Linked DNA regions of Homo sapiens: region 2 is linked to region 1. A link is a loop called in an ENCODE intact Hi-C map of the cell type or tissue named here. Cell type or tissue: GM12878. All regions are shown on one strand. Links, peaks and the distances in the headings refer to the core of each region. The heading gives the core; the rest is flanking DNA. Region 1 overlaps PPARGC1B (PPARG coactivator 1 beta). Region 2 has its middle 63 kb from the start of PPARGC1B.

Region 1 (8,327 bases), core at 313-8,312:
CTCTGCTCCCGTCTGTCTCCCAGCTCCCAGACCCTGCAGCAGAAACAGGCTTTGTACCTGTGGGCCTAGGAATTCATCCCAGCTTTCTCTCCTTACACTCCCCTAGGTGGAAAGCCCTTTCACTCAGACCTCCTTTCAGCATCTTGGGCTGAGGACACAGTCAATCACTTGCTGCCAGCCAGAGGGTATTAGGAAATGAAAATGACACCAGCAAACAGGAGAGATCTTGTGCAGACCAAGGCCAGGGGAAGGGGCTGGGAAGGGGCTCCATCTACTCCTTTCTCAATCATGGAGCACTAAGCCTCTCCCTGCATCCCGGATACATCCTGGGCAACCCCAGCACACAGTGTCGTGGGAAGGCACAGGCATGCCCTAACCTTGCCACCTCCGGAGGCCTCTCACATCTTCCTCCCCAGCACACCTGTGGCCTCCTCTTGGAACCCCTCCAGACCTTTTCAAATTCTCTTTTTTGCCAGGTAGTCTCAAAAGTCACTCCTGGAACAGGCTTCCCTGTTGCCCCCTCCAGCTGACTCCCATTATTTCCTCCCTCCCTGGACTTCCCAGAGCATGTTGCTTTTTATCTGATTTGTCTCCTTGTTTCTCTCTCTCTAGAGAGCTCCAGGGATGCAGTGGCCTGCTGGTCTTTTCACTGTTGTATCCTTAGTGTGTGCTATACAGTAGATGTTCAATAAAAACCTCCTGAAGGCATGGATGTTGCAGTGGTGCCTGAAGTGGTCCAGCAACACTTTGTGAAGATGGGGGTTTCAAAACTTGGCCTTGAGGGCAGAAGAGGCAGCCCCTCCCCCAGACGCAAAGTGCCCATTGTATTTGTTACTGAGCAGCACTGAGATCGTGCCAGGCATGGTGTATGCACTCACCCCACTGAACTCTAACAAGCCTCATCCCCATCTTATCAGTGGGAAGACAAAGCCAGAGAGGCCTGGCAATCTGAGACAGTGCAGCCAGGCTGTAGCAGAGACCAGACTCAAAATTCAGGACTCCTTTCCATGGGCTGCACTCAGATTCAGAGTCTGGCTGGGGTCAGATCACGATGGGCCTTTGGTGTCCCGAGGAGTCTGGACTTTGTCTCAAGGAGTCTCCTCCTTCTGAGGAGTCTAGTTTTTGTGACATTCAAAAACTAGGCCTTATTGGGAGTAACAGCTTTCTAGGGCTCCCTAGACACTGGTCTGTGACGAAACTCCCTCTCAAACACAGATGCTAGGCATGGGTCATCTCCCCTGTGAGATATTTCTAAAACTTTCTGGATAATCTCTTTTTCTGGAATCCTGGAAAAAAGAGGATGGTTTTATGACTACACACACTCCATAAAACTTTCCTTTTTTCAAACAATGAAACTGAGGCCATGAGTGCCAGGTTTTATCTGTGGTCACCCAGCCACAGCCAAGCAGTGACAGATCCTGTGGCCTGGGGTGCTGGTAGGGGAGCTTGGGCAGGAAGGGGCGTGAAGGGCTGTGACTTGCAGGAGGGGTGAGCCTTGCTCTATGAGGGCCCACGACGCCAAGCCCAGGCTATGGTGGGAGCTGAGACTGCAGCTCATTTATTCTAAGGAAGCCCTTGTGACCATCAGAGCTGCCCAATGGCAGCCGCAAGCAGCTGTGGGAGGTCATGAGGACTGTGTGGCCACTACCTGGTGGGATGGCAGGGATGCAGGTACTCTCCATGAGACAGTCCTGAAGGTCCCCAACCCAGGGAGCCCAAGAGCCCCGCTTCTGCTTGGAGCCTCCTCTCCCTGCCTCTGGAGTCTCTCTGGCCACTGGAGGGCTAGGCTAAGTCAGGGAAGCTCACAGACCTCTTCTCCCATCACGGAGTTGCAGACTGGCGGGTAAGAGACAGACAGACTAAAGCCTTGCCAGGAACCCAGGCCTCCTCACCACTCTTGGGTCAGGGGCTGCCTCCCTTCTGTCATCCCCTCCAAGACAAAGCACCTGCTGAGACCCAGCTGATGCTGCTCCATGGATACGAGCAGCCAGGTACTCTGTGTGTGTGTGTGTGTGTTGCTGCTCCATGGAATGTGAGCAGCTGGGTACTCTGTGTGTGTGTGTGTGTGTGTGTGTGTGTGTGTGTGTGTGTGTGTGTGAGATGCTGCTACATGGATATAAGCAGCCGGGTACTCTGTGTGTGTGTCTGTGGGGGGGGGAAGGGGGGCACTGCTACATGGATACAAGCAGCCGGATACTGTGTGTGTGTGTGTGTGTGTGTGTGTGTGTGTGTGTGTGTGATGCTACATGGATATGAGCAGCCGGGTACTCTGTGTGTGTGTCTGTGGTGGGGGGGGAGGGGGGCACTGCTACATGGATACAAGCAGCCGGATACTGTGTGTGTGTGTGTGTGTGTGTGTGTGTGTGTGTGTGTGTGTTACAAAGACAGTTTTTAAATCTCTACTTCCAAGTGTCCCCATCTTGGGAAGCTAGAGGCCCTGGGTGGTGTGGTTCTCATGGGGAGAGAGGACCAAAGAAGGCAAGATGTGAGGATGCTGGGGGAGGGGCCGGCTGCCCGGCAGTTTCCTTAGGAGACCCAGTCTGTAAAAGGAGTGAAGAGGCCTCTGGGACCCATGAGGGACAAGGCAGCCACTTAACTCTTCCCTGCCTGCGTGGGAGGGTGGCGGAATTTCCCAACACACTCCTGAGCTCAGAGCCAGGCAGGCCCCCTCCCACTCCTGATTGTCAGCACCACTCAGGCCAGGCCTCACAACCGGGCAGGGGCTGCCAATGGCCCAGGGGGTGGTGGCTTTTGGAAGGAGGTAGGAGAGTTTGGGTGGTGGGGGGAGGAAGGGAACAGGTTCTGCAGACAGAGAGCTCAGCAACCGTGGCATGTGTTTCTGGACTTCCCTCTAAAGTTTCCACATCTGTAAAGTGGGCAGAGCATGTGTGGTGAGCAGGGGTCTTTGTCGGTCTATGTGTGTTTGGGAAAATTGAGAAAATGACTCTAAAGCCAGGGCATATACTAAGTGCTTTTGATAAATCGTAGATGAAAAAAGCCACAAAACTGCCTCAGCAAAAACAAGAAGAAGAACAGATTCAGACTGAATTCTAGCCTCGCCTTGCTGCTTAAGGGAAACCACACTACCTTCTGAGGCTCAGGCCCAGCACCTGCACAATGGGAATAACCTCCTTCTTGCAAACTGAAAGGGCTCCCCACAAGGACATGATCATTAACAATAATGGAAGAGCTGGGCTGAGGGTGGGGAAGGACTCGGGACCAGGAACTGGGCAAGAGCAAGGGTGTGTACACACATGTGTGTGCAGAGTGCAGGAAGCCAGGAGAGCCTCTCCCTGTCCGCTGCCAACAGGAAAAGGTTACGGGGCCATTTCCATTGTCAACTGAGAACCACATACACAATCCTGCTCAAACTTGTCTGAAGCCCCAGAGCTAGCAAGTGGCAGAGAGGGGATGTGAATGTGGGGCTAACTGCTGAGGCCACAGTGCCTCCGTTACACTACAATGGTGGCCTCTGGGTGGGTCATTCCCAGGGCCCCAGATGTCTTCATTGCATCCTAGCTGCAGCTGACACCAACGACCCACCCAACTCTCATCAAACCAGCAACCACCTACACATGCTCTCAAGATCCCCTAGTTCAACGAATGCCAACCACAGCAGTATTACTGCCAGGGAGCATGTGGGTGTTCCACCTACCACAATGATTTGACTTGGAGATCTGGGATGCAAACTGTCCTGAGTGCCTGGGGCAGTCCTACACAATGCAAAACTGTCCAGCCTAAAAAGCTTTGGGGTGCTGCTGGAAGTTGAAAAAATAAAAATAAATAAATAAAAAAAACCTTTGGAACCTCTTTTGGGAAACGCTGCATAAGGCAGAATTTTTGTAGTGCAGATAGGAAAACCAAGGCCCAGAGAGGGAAAGGAATTTGCCCATGGTCTCATTGCAAGCTAGCAACAGAAGTGAGGCTATGGTTCAGCCCCTACTACTCCCAGTCCAATGTTCTTTCATCACCTACACTCTGCTGCCTTTTCTATGACACCTATTAGAGTTAGAATAGAATGTACAGGGGTTCAAAAAGAAACATACTTGTATGAAGAGAAAGTTAGTAACAATGACAGAGGAAAAGAGGTGGTATCTTGGTATGGCAGAGAAGGAGGTGGAGGGGAAGAGGGTTGGGCAGTCTATGTATTCTTGATGCTAACCACTAGGGGGCAATACTGGCTTTGGACAGCTTGGTTATGTCATAAGAATTTGTTAGGTCAGGGAGAGGAAAATGGAAGGACTTATTTCTATCCAATCTGATTTACTTTCTTTAGACAGTCCAGTGCACCTAATGCCACAACTCCCTTTATTGTTGCATGTGGAGAAAGAGAAGGGGGTAGGGGGTGAATTGGAGAAGGAGATCCAAAGGCAGAATCTGATCAGAAAATCCAGAGCTCAGATCCCTGAGTGCTTCCTGGCTCCCATCCTAGGACAGGGAAGAGTGTGGGCATCACTAGCCAAAGCCCCTACCACAAGGCATGCCTAGCTGCAGACTCAGCATGCCTTTCTAGGTCTCTCAGAAAATGTTTATCTCAAGTGTCAGCTTCAATTAATTGGGAGGACTACCTGAAGCCTTGTTTTGCAGTGGATTCTGAGGCCTCTTGGAGCTCAGGGGTAAGAGTGTGGAGACTGAATTCGTTCTGTCTGCCATGGGTGCTGAAAGGCGCATCTCAGCTCCTGCACCATCTCAGTCACGACCTTTATCCCTGTGGCCACATGCGTCACCCTACTGCATCCTCCAAGCAACCTGGGCGGCAGGCAGGGCAAGAATCACTGAGCCTCTGTGAAGGGAAAGAAGTTGAAGACCTGCAGGGCCACGGAAGCTGTCCAAGGTTACACAAGGCCGTGATGATAGTGGGGACAAGAACCTAGGCTCCATATCACCTCCTATTACCACTATGCCCTGCCCTCTCCAGATCCACAGAAAAATGTGCATTCTCAGCTGCCTCTGCCCCCACTGGGCTGTAGTTATGGCTTCTACAGTAACGCCCAGAGTAGGAGGTGATAGTTCAGCCATGTGGGGCTGGCAGGAGGCCTCCACAGTAGGGAGCTGCCCTACTCCACCCCTACACAACCCTCAGCTGCCAATGAACACAGCCCACCAAAGGGAGAAGGGGGAAGCAATTCTAGGTGGAATTGTGGAACCAGTTTCCCCTGCCTGCTGTGGCTGCAGCTCGCCCGGCTCTCTGGCTGTGGGGACATGCTGCTCCACTGAGTCCCAGATGAGCCCATCTAGATCCTGGGAAGCGCGAGTAGGGATAGAACCCAACCACTAGACAAAATGCTCTCAACTCCCAAAGCAGCAGCCTGGTCTCCATGACTCCCATGAGTGGATCCTGGAGAATCTGTCATCTTCTGAGAAGGCCTGAGGATCCAGCTACAAATGGAGTTCTGCAAGTCAGTATAGGGCCAGAGGCAGGAGGGAGAGGGGGTGAGGTTCAGGCCTGCCCAGCTGCCAGGTCACACATGGGGCAGGGACCTAGTCATTACAGGTCCCTAAAGCCCTGGCACCCTAAATAGAGACAAACTCCTAAGAGGTGTGGCCTGCATGCTAGATGAATGAATGAACAAATGAATGAATGTCAAAGCTGGGAGTCCTAGAGATCATCCCAATCCCCGCTAATGCTCGGATGTGATTATTGTGGTCAGGCCGGTCATCGTGGGACCAGAAGCCAGAAGGATTACCAGCGCCGCAGACCTCTACTGATCCGCTGCTATATGCCCGGCTCACTGCTAAATGCTATATGCCTTACCTGTAGCATCTCATGGCAACCTCACAGCACCCAGGGCTATGCCAGATTTTTAGCCCTGCTGTGCAGGTGAGGAAACCGGAGCCCAGTGCACACAGTCAGTAGCAGCAACACTAACTTTAACTCAGGCCCCGACACCCATTCTGTAAACTTCTCTACGACGGTGTCCCCTCACTAGGGGGGAACAGGGGACTCCACAGGCTCTCTGCCTCATGGCTGCTGCAAGGTGCCACCCCTGGACTTTCCGCTGGGGCTCTGATGCCCATGTCACCATGGCCTCTCCCCAAAGGGAATTCAGGTCAGAGCTGAAAGGGGGACCCAGGACAAGTACCTTCTTTGCTCTCTTAACTGGTGCTACAGTGGCCAAAGCAGGAGGGCTCAGGCTGGAGCCCTGAGGCTCACCACTGGACACCTGCTTTCTGACTGGCAGGTACAGGCTGCCATGCATCTGGGGACAGAGCACCAACATTCCAGAGAAATGCCAGTGGGGTGCCTGGCAGCAGAGGTGGGGCAGGCTGAGCCCCGCCCACAGTCCCCAGTTCTCATGAGAGTCACCAACACGCTGGGCAGCCAGTTCCCTCCTGAAGTTTGCACTCAGCTCCCATCTGAGAGGGATGGGAGCTGAGCCTCCCCCACGCCTCCAAGCGCTTCACCTCACACATCCATTTCCAGCACATGGCCACCCTGCCGGCCCCATCTCAGTCCCTCCCGCGGCCGCTCTGCCTCCCATCACCGTGTCTGTTAGCCTCCTCACATTCTCAGTGCGTAACTACACACTGATTTGGATATGTGATTTCCATCTGTCTGTCCTCCTCCTGACCCCTGTCTGTGAAGGTGGAGCTGCCTTTTGTGAGGAGGGACCTGGGAGGGACCAGGCTAGAACAGAGCAACCAGCCAGGCAGGGGCCAGGCTGAGACACACCTAAGAGTAGACGCTGCCTTGCCCCACTCCTGCCCACGGGGCAGAGCAGGAGCCGCAGGTGTCTTCCCCTGTGTAGGCAGCACTGGCTGAGGAGGGTCAGCTGCCAGGCTCACCCATGCACCAGCTGCACAAAACATGGCAGACAGGCCGGCAGGAGGCCGGGGTCATGCAGCAGCTTCCATCAAGCTTCAGGAGGCACAGCTTTGTTTCCTCTGGAGGCTGTTTGGATTAGTAAGAGACATGTAGCTCTCATCTGGCTGCACAAGACACGACCACAGCAGTCCTTGCCTCACAACCTGAACTGCAGCCTGTGGGGTTGCCCCAAACACCAAGAAGGTACAGACTGAAAGCATCAGCCCAGCCAACACTGTTAACCAAAAACTCTAAGCATGGGCAGAGCTGGTACACGGGCAGAACAATATCTCACAAACACCAAGCATCATACCCCAATAGAAAATATCTGCAACAAAGACCATCTCCCCAAACACCTCCTGCAACGCCACCACAGCCAGCGCCTTTACCTTAAGCACCAGGTATGTTCACAGTACAACCACTGGCATAGGATACCATCATACTAAACACACACACAAATATCTTCACAAGGTCACAAACACTGTCACACCAAACCCCACCGAGGAATCACCACCACCGCCACCCAGTCAGCAGTTACAGAAAACACAATTGTTAGAGGCTGAGTTGCATTGCCCTAAAATTCATATGATGAAGCCCTAAACCCACTACCTCAAAATGTGACTGTATTTGGAGCCAGGCTCTTTAAAGAGGTAACTAAGTTAAAATTAGGTCACGACAATAGGCCCTAATTTAATATGACTGGTGCCCTTATAAGAGGAGATCAGGACACAGGCACACACAGACCAAAGACCACGTGAACTCACAGGGGAAAGATGCCCATCTACAAGCCAAGGAGAGAGGCCTCAAAGTAAGCTGACTGCCCACCCCTTGCTTTTAGACTTCTGGCCTTCAGAATTGTGAGAAAATCCATTTCTCTGGTGTAAGTCACCCAGTCTATGGTACTTTATTACAGTAGCCCTAGCAAAGCAATACAACAGCAAACACCACAGCAACACCATGCAGCCTCCTCAGCCAAATAAATCCATTGTGCCACACACCATGACAGGAGACTGGCTGCATCACCAGCACAAACACCGCATCCCGAGACAGCCAGCACATCACGCACACTACCGTACCCTAACCCACCATCGCCACATCACAACCATGTGTCTACCCAACACCCTCCCGGCAGCATGTCACAATCGTCAACCCAACAAGCTCACAGAAAAAGCCTTCACCACCAACGCCACCTAAACAACCTCTGGCCCAACACCTACCATTGCTCTGGTGGCGGCTCCTCCAAGGGTCCTGGGGCAGCCCCAACCCAGATCAGAGCAGGCCCCTCAGAGGTCCCCACCTGTGCACAGCCTGGCACGTCTAAGTTGGAAACCTTCACTTCTCTGAGCCTGCTTCCTGCCTGTAAGTCTGGGATAACAGCAACTAATTCAGAGTTGCTTGAGGATTAAAATGAGAATGTAAAGCAGAATGCTAAAGCTTGGGGACAACGTTCAGTGACATCACTTAAACAGGATGAAATTGGCCATGGTGGGGATATTTACTTCCTGGACACCTGAAAATGCTA
Region 2 (8,327 bases), core at 97-8,096, 110 kb after region 1:
TCCCAAACTGTTCAGATATGAAGGGTGTAATGGGCAGAGACTGGCATCGGCTGGGGAGCCGGACAAAGCAAGATTGCCAGAGGCCTTGGTAACTGCTTATGGTGGCTACACTGGCCTGGAACCAGTGCCAAGTCAAATATATGTACAAAGAGGAGGCTCAAATTCCCCTTCTCAGGCCAGCCCTGGCAGGCTTGCTGCCTCCACTGGAAAGATAGAAAGCAAAGGCACAGAGAGGTTAATGTAGCCACGTGAGCATCTATAGGGTAATCAAGAATTAACCCCATTAGGGCAACACCCAATTCCTAACTTCTTACAGGCTCTAAGTTACTGAATTTCTGCCAAATTGAGGTTTTCATTACCTTCCACAGAAAATGATTCTCCAAATGACATCATTATTATAATAACAGGTGGGGCTCTCCCTCTCCCTCTCCCTCTCCCTCTCCCCACGGTCTCCCTCTCCCTCTCTTTCCATGGTCTCCCCCTGATGCCGAGCCAAAGCTGGACTGTACTGCTGCCATCTTGGCTCACTGCAACCTCCCTGCCTGATTCTCCTGCCTCAGCCTGCCGAGTGCCTGCGATTGCAGGCGCGCGCCGCCACGCCTGACTGGTTTTCGTATTTTTTTGGTGGAGACGGGGTTTCGCCGTGTTGGCCGGGCTGGTCTCCAGCTCCTAACCGCGAGTGATCCGCCAGCCTCGGCCTCCCGAGGTGCCGGGATGGCAGACAGAGTCGTGTTCACTCAGTGCTCAATGGTGCCCAAGCTGGAGTGCAGTGGCGTGATCTCGGCTGGCTACAACCTCCACCTCCCAGCCGCCTGCCTTGGCCCCACAAAGTGCCGAGATTGCAGCCTCTGCCCGGCCGCCACCCCGTCTGGGAAGTGAGGAGTGTCTCTGCCTGGCCGCCCATCGTCTGGGATGTGAGGAGCCTCTCTGCCTGGCTGCCCAGTCTGGAAAGTGAGGAGCGTCTCTGCCCGGCCGCCATCCCATCTAGGAAGTGAGGAGCGTCTCTGCCCGGCCACCCATCGTCTGAGATGTGGGGAGCGCCTCTGCCCTGTCGCCCCGTCCGGGATGTGAGGAGCGTCTCTGCCCGGCCGCCCCGTCTGAGAAGTGAGGAGACCCTCTGCCTGGCAACCGCCCCGTCTGAGAAGTGAGGAGCCCCTCCGCCCGGCAGCCACTCCGTCTGGGAAGTGAGGAGTGTCTCCGCCCGGCAGCCACCCCGTCTGGGAGGGAGGTGGGGGGGTCAGCCCCCCGCCCGGCCAGCCGCCCCGTCCAGGAGGTGAGGGGCGCCTCTGCCCGGCCGCCCCTACTGGGAAGTGAGGAGCCCCTCTGCCCGGCCAGCCGCCCCATCCAGGAAGGATGTGGGGGGGTCAGCCCCCCGCCCGGCCAGCCGCCCCATCCGGGAGGTGAGGGGCGCCTCTGCCCGGCCGCCCCTACTGGGAAGAGAGGAGCCCCTCTGCCCAGCCAGCCGCCCCGTCCGGGAGGGAGGTGGGGGGTCAGCCCCTGGCCCGGCCAGCCGCCCCGTCCAGGAGGGAGGTGGGGGGGTAGCCCCCCGCCCGGCCAGCCGCCCCATCCGGGAGGTGAGGGGCGCCTCTGCCCGGCCTCCCCTACTGGGAAGAGAGGGGCGCCTCTGCCTGGCCGCCCCTACTGGGAAGAGAGGAGCCCCTCTGCCCGGCCAGCCACCCCATCCGGGAGGGAGGTGGGGGGGGTCAGCCCCCCGCCCGGCCAGCCGCCCCGTCCGGGAGGTGAGGGGCGCCTCTGCCCGGCTGCCCCTACTGGGAAGTGAGGAGCCCCTCTGCCCGGCCACCACCCCGTCTGGGAGATGTACTCAACAGCTCATTGAGAACGGGCCATGATGACAATGTGGAATAGAAAGGGGGGAAAGGTGGGGAAAAGATTGAGAAATCGGATGGTTGCCATGTCTGTGTAGAAAGAGGTAGACATGGGAGACTTTTCATTTTGTTCTGTACTAAGAAAAATTCTTCTGCCTTGGGATCCTGTTGATCTGTGACCTTACCCCCAACCCTGTGCTCTCTGAAACATGTGCTGTGTCCACTCAGGATTGAATGGATTAAGGGTGGTGCAAGATGTGCTTTGTTAAACAGATGCTTGAAGGCAGCATGCTCCTTAAGAGTCATCACCACTCCCTAATCTCAAGTACCCAGGGACACAAACACTGCGGAAGGCCGCAGGGTCCTCTGCCTAGGAAAACCAGAGACCTTTGTTCACTTATCTGCTGACCTTCCCTCCACTATTGTCCTGTGACCCTGCCAAATCCCCCTCTGCGAGAAACACCCAAGAATGATCAATAAAAAAAAAAAAAAGAAAGAAAAAGAAAATTGGAAAGGCTTCAGGATTGTCAGTTAAATATAATTGTTTTTGCCTGGGTCTACTGACAGACAGGTTTACATTGTCTCTATTACTTTTTTTTTTTTTTTTTTTTTTTTTTTTAATTTGTTTTTTGTTTTTGAGCTGGAGTTTTGCTCTCATTGCCCAGGCTGGAGTGCAGTGGTGAGATCTCAGCTCACCACAACTTCCGTCTCCCAGGTTCAAGTGATTCTCCTGCCTCAGCCTTCCGAATAGCTAAACTACAGGTGTATGCCACCATACTTGGCTAATTTTTGTGTTTGTAGTAGAAACAGGATTTCACCATGTTGGCTAGGCTGGTCTCGAACTCCTGACCTCAAGTGATCTGCCCACCTTGGCCTCCCAAAGTGCTGGGATTACAGGCATGGGCCACCGTGCCCAGCCTATTACATGTTTTAAGGTCATAAAACTGCTACTTCTGGAATATTTCTTAAACTTGCTTGATTTGTCTAAATTGAGCTAAAGCTGTAAGGTCTGGCTGCTGGGCTCCCTGAAACCTTGCACATATCTTACTGTATGACTGTATTTCGTTTTGAGTCTCTGGATTCTGGGGTTTGGACAGATGACCATAGTGAGGCCTGCAGAAATATATGCATGTCCTCAGTGTTTGGACTGCCAGCTGCAAGGCAGAGCCAAACCCAATATGGCCCCATCATCCCTGGCTCAGCTGTGCTACCTGGCCATGCTGGAAGGGGTTTGATCTTCCAGGAATTTGCTTCACAGCTCTTTCCTGTCCCAAGCTCTATGCCTGATGTGTAAATTCAGGACCCAAAAGGGCACAAAAAAGCAATAACTACTAAATATAAAGAAAACAACTCTGTATACAGCATGTATAAAGAAAAGCAAGATATATTTGGGGAGATAAAAGTTGTAAAGGCATTAAGATGTGTGTTTGTTGAGAAAAAATAAATTTGTGCATTTAAGAAGTTAAAAAAAAAAATAACAGGTGGGACTGTTGGGGCTTCTAGGAAATTAGCTAGCCATCAGCTTGCTACCTTAGATTCTTGGCATTGTTTAATTTAAATGTTTGGTTTCAATTATTTGTGAGCAAACCAGAATGTTCATGGTATATATTAGTCATTGTGCTGGGTCCAGATGTAAATCATGGCCCTGGGAAGCTGGTATGCTGGGAAGAATAACAACAGTCTGTAAGCCTAGCCTGCTGCCCAGCAGGTACAGGTCAACACTTGTCACCTATCCTGACATTCTCCAGGGATAATTTTTTTTAAAAAATGGCTTTCTACAAGATACACTCGTTGAAAAATAAGCCGACTTGTGTTGGTGATAAAAGGGAAGAGGAAGACAAGTCTAAGTGTGTGTTAGTTCTTAAGCCAAAAAACAGAAGTTTCAGATCAACTGAAGAGTGGAAGATTAGACTCAGTGGTGGCTCAGAGCCTAAAAGTGACAGACTCCACCTAATTCCTAACGAGTAATAAGAAAAAGCAATCTATAAAACCATTTCAAGCAATCAACAGCAACACTAATAACAGAAAACACCTCTTTGGTAAGCGAGAGAAGAAACTTCAGAGACATCAAAAAGTGTTTAATGTGTAGCATGAAGACGTAACCCTTAATGGAAATGGGGTTCTGGAGTAAGGCAATTACCTGAACAAAGATTTCCACACATACAAATTTAAGGATCACGAAGGTCTCCAGCTGTCAGTCTGGAGAAGATCAGAGGCCCCCCGGCCTCCTTCCACCAACCTGCTCATCAATTTCACGCCCCTCTCCCAGCCCATCCCAATTGGGACGTCATAGTCGTGTGCCATCTAGTGGTCAATATGATTACTGCATGTAACTGCCTGGGGCTTTCTGTTTTGGTTTTATTAAGCTTTCACTAACTCATTGTTATAATATGTCTGGTGCTGAGAATATAATAGAGAACACGATAGACACGGCCCTTCCTTCAGGAACCTCACAGTATAGCAGGGTGAATTAAACACATAAAATACAATATGAGAGGTACAATCAAGACATATTAAGGGAGGTAAGGGAGCCCTGAGGAAGGACACCTAATCTAGATTTGGTGATTGGAGGAGGCTTCCCAGAGGGAGGGCCATTAATGCTGGGATCTGAAGGATAAGCAGAAGTTTGTTAAGCAAAGGAGGGGAAGGAAACAGACAGCATTTCAGGCAGAAAGGTGAGGTATGCCTAAAAGCCAGGTGTCAAGAGAGCACAACCAGCTCATGTTGGGTGCAAAGCTTTGTTAAGAACTTTGAACTTGGCAGGGTGCGGTGGCTCATGCCTGTAATCCCAGCACATTGGGAGGCTGAGGCAGGTGGATCACCTGAGGTCAGGAGTTTTAGACCAGCCTGGCCAACATGGTGAAACCCTGTTTCTACTAAAAATACAAAAAAAAAAGTTAGGTGTGGTGACAGGTGCCTGCAGTCCCAGCTACTTGGGAGGATGAGGCAGGAGAATTGCTTGAACCTGGGAGGTGGCGGTTGCAGTGAGCTGAGATTGCACCGTTGTACTCCAGCCTGGGTGACAGAGTGAGACTCTGTCTAAAAAAATAATAATAATAACTTTGAACTTCATTCATGGGGCTGTGAGAGCCATTTCTTTTCAGGGACAAATGAAGAAAGCCTATAGAATTTGAATTTCTCCTGGGCCCTGGCTTATACCTCTTACCTCTTAGAGTCCAGACACTCACAACCCACCCCCTGAAGAGTGGAATGATGTTATTCTTTAAATTTTTGTTTTATTCCCAGGCATGAGTTGCTTATCCACATGCCCTTGATCTCTCCTTTCCCTGTGTCAGCAAAGAAGTTTGTCTAGCGTTGTCATCATTTCTGAGCTAGGGCAGAGCTTCAGCTCCTGCAATAATAGATCTGGCAATGCCAAACTCCTTTCTAGCGCCAAAGTCCTTAATGGGGGAGACAGTGGCTACTGTCAGTGTAAGGTCCTGGGGACCTCATGCTTCAGTATCCCCTGGGGTATTTAACAAAGCAGATTCCCAGACCTTCCCATCCTCACTCAGGGGATGTGGGTCCCTGGAATGGGCTCCTGTGCCCTGGTGATCCTGGGGCTCACTTGGGTTAGAAGCACTGGTGTGGCGATTGGGGCACAGGCCCTGGGGTTAGTTCCCTCCTACAACTCTGTCTAGCCCTGCCTCCCACTGTGTGTGACTCAGCTGTTTGGTCTCAGGCCAGTTACTTCATCTCCCTAAGCCACTGGTTTCTATTCTTGAAAATGGGAATAATAATCATAAAACCTACCCAACAGCATTATTGAGAAGATTCGATGAGATTATGTATGTAATGAGGCTGGCACAGAGTCTGGCAAATAGGAAGTACTCATCAAAGCTTAAAGAACATCAACTGTTGTGTCTGGGACACATTACAGTCATAAAGGGGATGGGAGTTAACACCAGGCCATGGGCTTGGATCCTCAGGGGCTGGAATTTAGAGGGGTGGGTTGCCAAGGGGAGGAGAGAAGACCTAGGGGGTCGGATATCTCACTCAGAGAGGTGTTGAGAGCCAGCAAGCCAGAGAGGCAGACTGCCCCTGGACAGCTGGGAGCAGAGGGTTGTAAGTGCACCGCAGAGTGGGTGGAAATGAAATCTTCATGAAATGCTCAGAGAATCTGACAGGAAGCTTCCCTCTGCTAACACTGCTTTTCAATGACTCTTATCGACACAAACCAGCCAAAGCAAAAGAGGGAATTTTGAGTTTATTTAATTGAAAAGGCCAAGGGTAGATATGAATCTGGTGTAAACACTGCCATCAGGAACCAGTCTCCAATTCTCAGCTCTACTTCTGCCCATCTTAGCTTTGTTCTCAGGCTGGCTTGCTCTATGTATTGACAAAAGTCAACCAGCAGCTCTAAGTGTAGTTCTGCAGGTAACAAGCCCAGCCCAGAGACAGCACCTCTCTCCTGATAGCATCAGCAAAAATCTTGAGGCTGACGTTCATTGGCTTAACTTTGGGCCACTTGCCCATCTCTGAACCAATCACTGTGACCAGAAAAATGGAATTTTCTGATTGGCCAGATCTGTTTCTTGTGTTCAATTTTGCATCCAGGGTTGGTTCAGCCCCACCCAAATTACACGGAGTGAGCATAAAGAGTTCCCTAAATAAAAATAAGGGCCCTGTTTCTGGGAGAAGAGATGGAGGACAAGCCAAACAAAACTGAGGCATCCTCAATTTGCCCATGTGTGAGACACCCTCTTGCCATTGGTCCCTGGAGCCAGGCTGTTCTTGGGCGCCTGAACATCCGTTTTCAGTTCTGCTGCAGCCCCCACAGGCTTGGTCCTTGGGAAGGGGAGTCTTCCAGCACTGGGTAGCAGGCAGGAGTCACCTCCCCCACAGAGAGCAGTGACACCACAGATGGTGCTTGCTGAAAAGGCAGTTCTAGGGAGTAGCAGGCACAGGTGGTGCTGCACAAGCCCCTAGCTAGATTCCCCTAATGTCCTTCAAGAGAGGCTGTAAAAGGAGAAAAAGAAAATCAGAGACTTTATGAGGGTAGGGGAATGAGGACAGGCTAAAAGACTACGACTCCTCAACCACGGCGGCTGCCGACCCTGGGGAGCTGATGGCCCTGGACTAGGAGGCGCTAGGGACTATGTCCCTGCTCTGCCACTCTGGCCCTCCCTTCACCCTAGATCATCCCGCTGCACCCCAGCCCATTCTGAACTGTGCATTCCTGTGAGCACGCTCCCTCACTCCCTCACTCTTGGCACACACACACATCTCCCGGCCCTCGCACTCATTCAACCAGCTTAGGGCCTACAGAGGGCCATGCTCCATGCCAGGAGCTACCATGGCTCCCCAGGAAGAGCCTACCTCATGGAACCTCATGGAACACACAATTCAAGAAAGTGCAATGAGGGCCATGTTTTATGAATGCACTCTTTATTTTTATTGCACTTTTATTGCATTAAATCATACATTAAGTGATTCTCCTTGTAAACTATTCCAATCATACATTTACTACTGAAGCCACTTAACTCCCCTCTCCCCAGCCAGGCCCCTCCCTCAAAGTAAGTAGTCTGTTATCCATTTGATGGATAGCTGTTGAAATATTTTTCTACATGTATACATCCTAATATGTTCACATGCAGGAATATATAGCTTTAGTTTTGTTGACATCTTTTGAAGAGGTCTGAAAGGGTATCCAGTGAGAAGTCTCCCTCTTACCTCATCCCTCAGCTGTCCCTTCCTCTCCCAGAGCAGCCAGCCAGGTCACCAGTTTCCAGCATTTCCTTCCAGCTAGGCTAGGCCAGGAGTCAGCAAACTTTGTCTGTAAAGGGCCAGATCGTAAATACTTCAGGCTTTGCAGGCTAATGGTCTCTGCCCCAACTGCTTAACTCTGCCATTGTATTGCAAAGGCAGCCATAGACAATATATAAATGAATGAATGTGGCTGTATGCCAATAAAACTTTATTTATAGACACAGAAATTTGAATGTCATATCATTTTCAAGTGTCATGAAATATTATTCTTCTTTAGTTTTTCAACTACTTAAAAATCTAAGCACCATTCTTAGCTCCCTGCTGTACCAAGACAGGTGGCAGACTGGATTTGACATGTGAACTGGAGCTTGCCGACTCCTGGTCTGTGCATATGAAAACCAAGTAGGGATGGACGTTCTTTCCCCTCTTTTTTACATGAGGGGAACCTGCTATGCTAAAGTGCTTTTCTCACTTTGCAATATATCTTAGAGATCATGCCACATGAGTTTGTACAAAAGGTCCTTGTTTTTGCCTTTGGCATAACATTACATTGTATTCCATTAGTATATTTTACCGTAATTTCCTTAGCCAATCACTTACTTACCGGTATCAGGCTATTTCCTTCTGCTACTTAAAAACAATGTTGCATTGAAAACATTGTACATATTTGTATATGTTTTTATAAGATTTTATTGAAATATAGTTAATGTACCACCTAATTCACCCTTTTTAAGTGTACATTTCGATGGTTTTTAGTATATTTAGAGAGCTGTACAACCAATTTCACAGTAA

What was found. Hi-C counts contacts between places; a loop is a spot of excess contacts. Peaks named below come from ENCODE experiments on the same cell type or tissue, not always from the same donor. Only the 100,000 strongest peaks of a DNase experiment are listed, where the experiment ranks them.
Region 2: it touches region 1 in a loop (2.8-fold over the local background); 9 of 110 quality-filtered maps call a loop at or near these places.

The regions. Positions count from the first base shown.
Region 1 is chr5:149,771,835-149,780,161 of GRCh38, reverse strand. The region is part of intron 1 of PPARGC1B (PPARG coactivator 1 beta); the gene reads right to left. Among named protein-coding and RNA genes, the nearest start is that of MIR378A, 43 kb to the right of the region's middle. RefSeq lists enhancers at 2,529-2,708, 6,453-7,292. In GM12878, for the core only: a CTCF peak has its summit at 4,181 (motif pointing right); DNase peaks (open chromatin) are centred at 2,991, 3,521, 3,916 and 4,181; H3K27ac peaks cover 4,254 bases.
Region 2 is chr5:149,663,528-149,671,854 of GRCh38, reverse strand. No RefSeq gene overlaps it. Among named protein-coding and RNA genes, the nearest start is that of PPARGC1B, 63 kb to the left of the region's middle. In GM12878, for the core only: a CTCF peak has its summit at 4,132 (motif pointing left); a DNase peak (open chromatin) is centred at 4,134.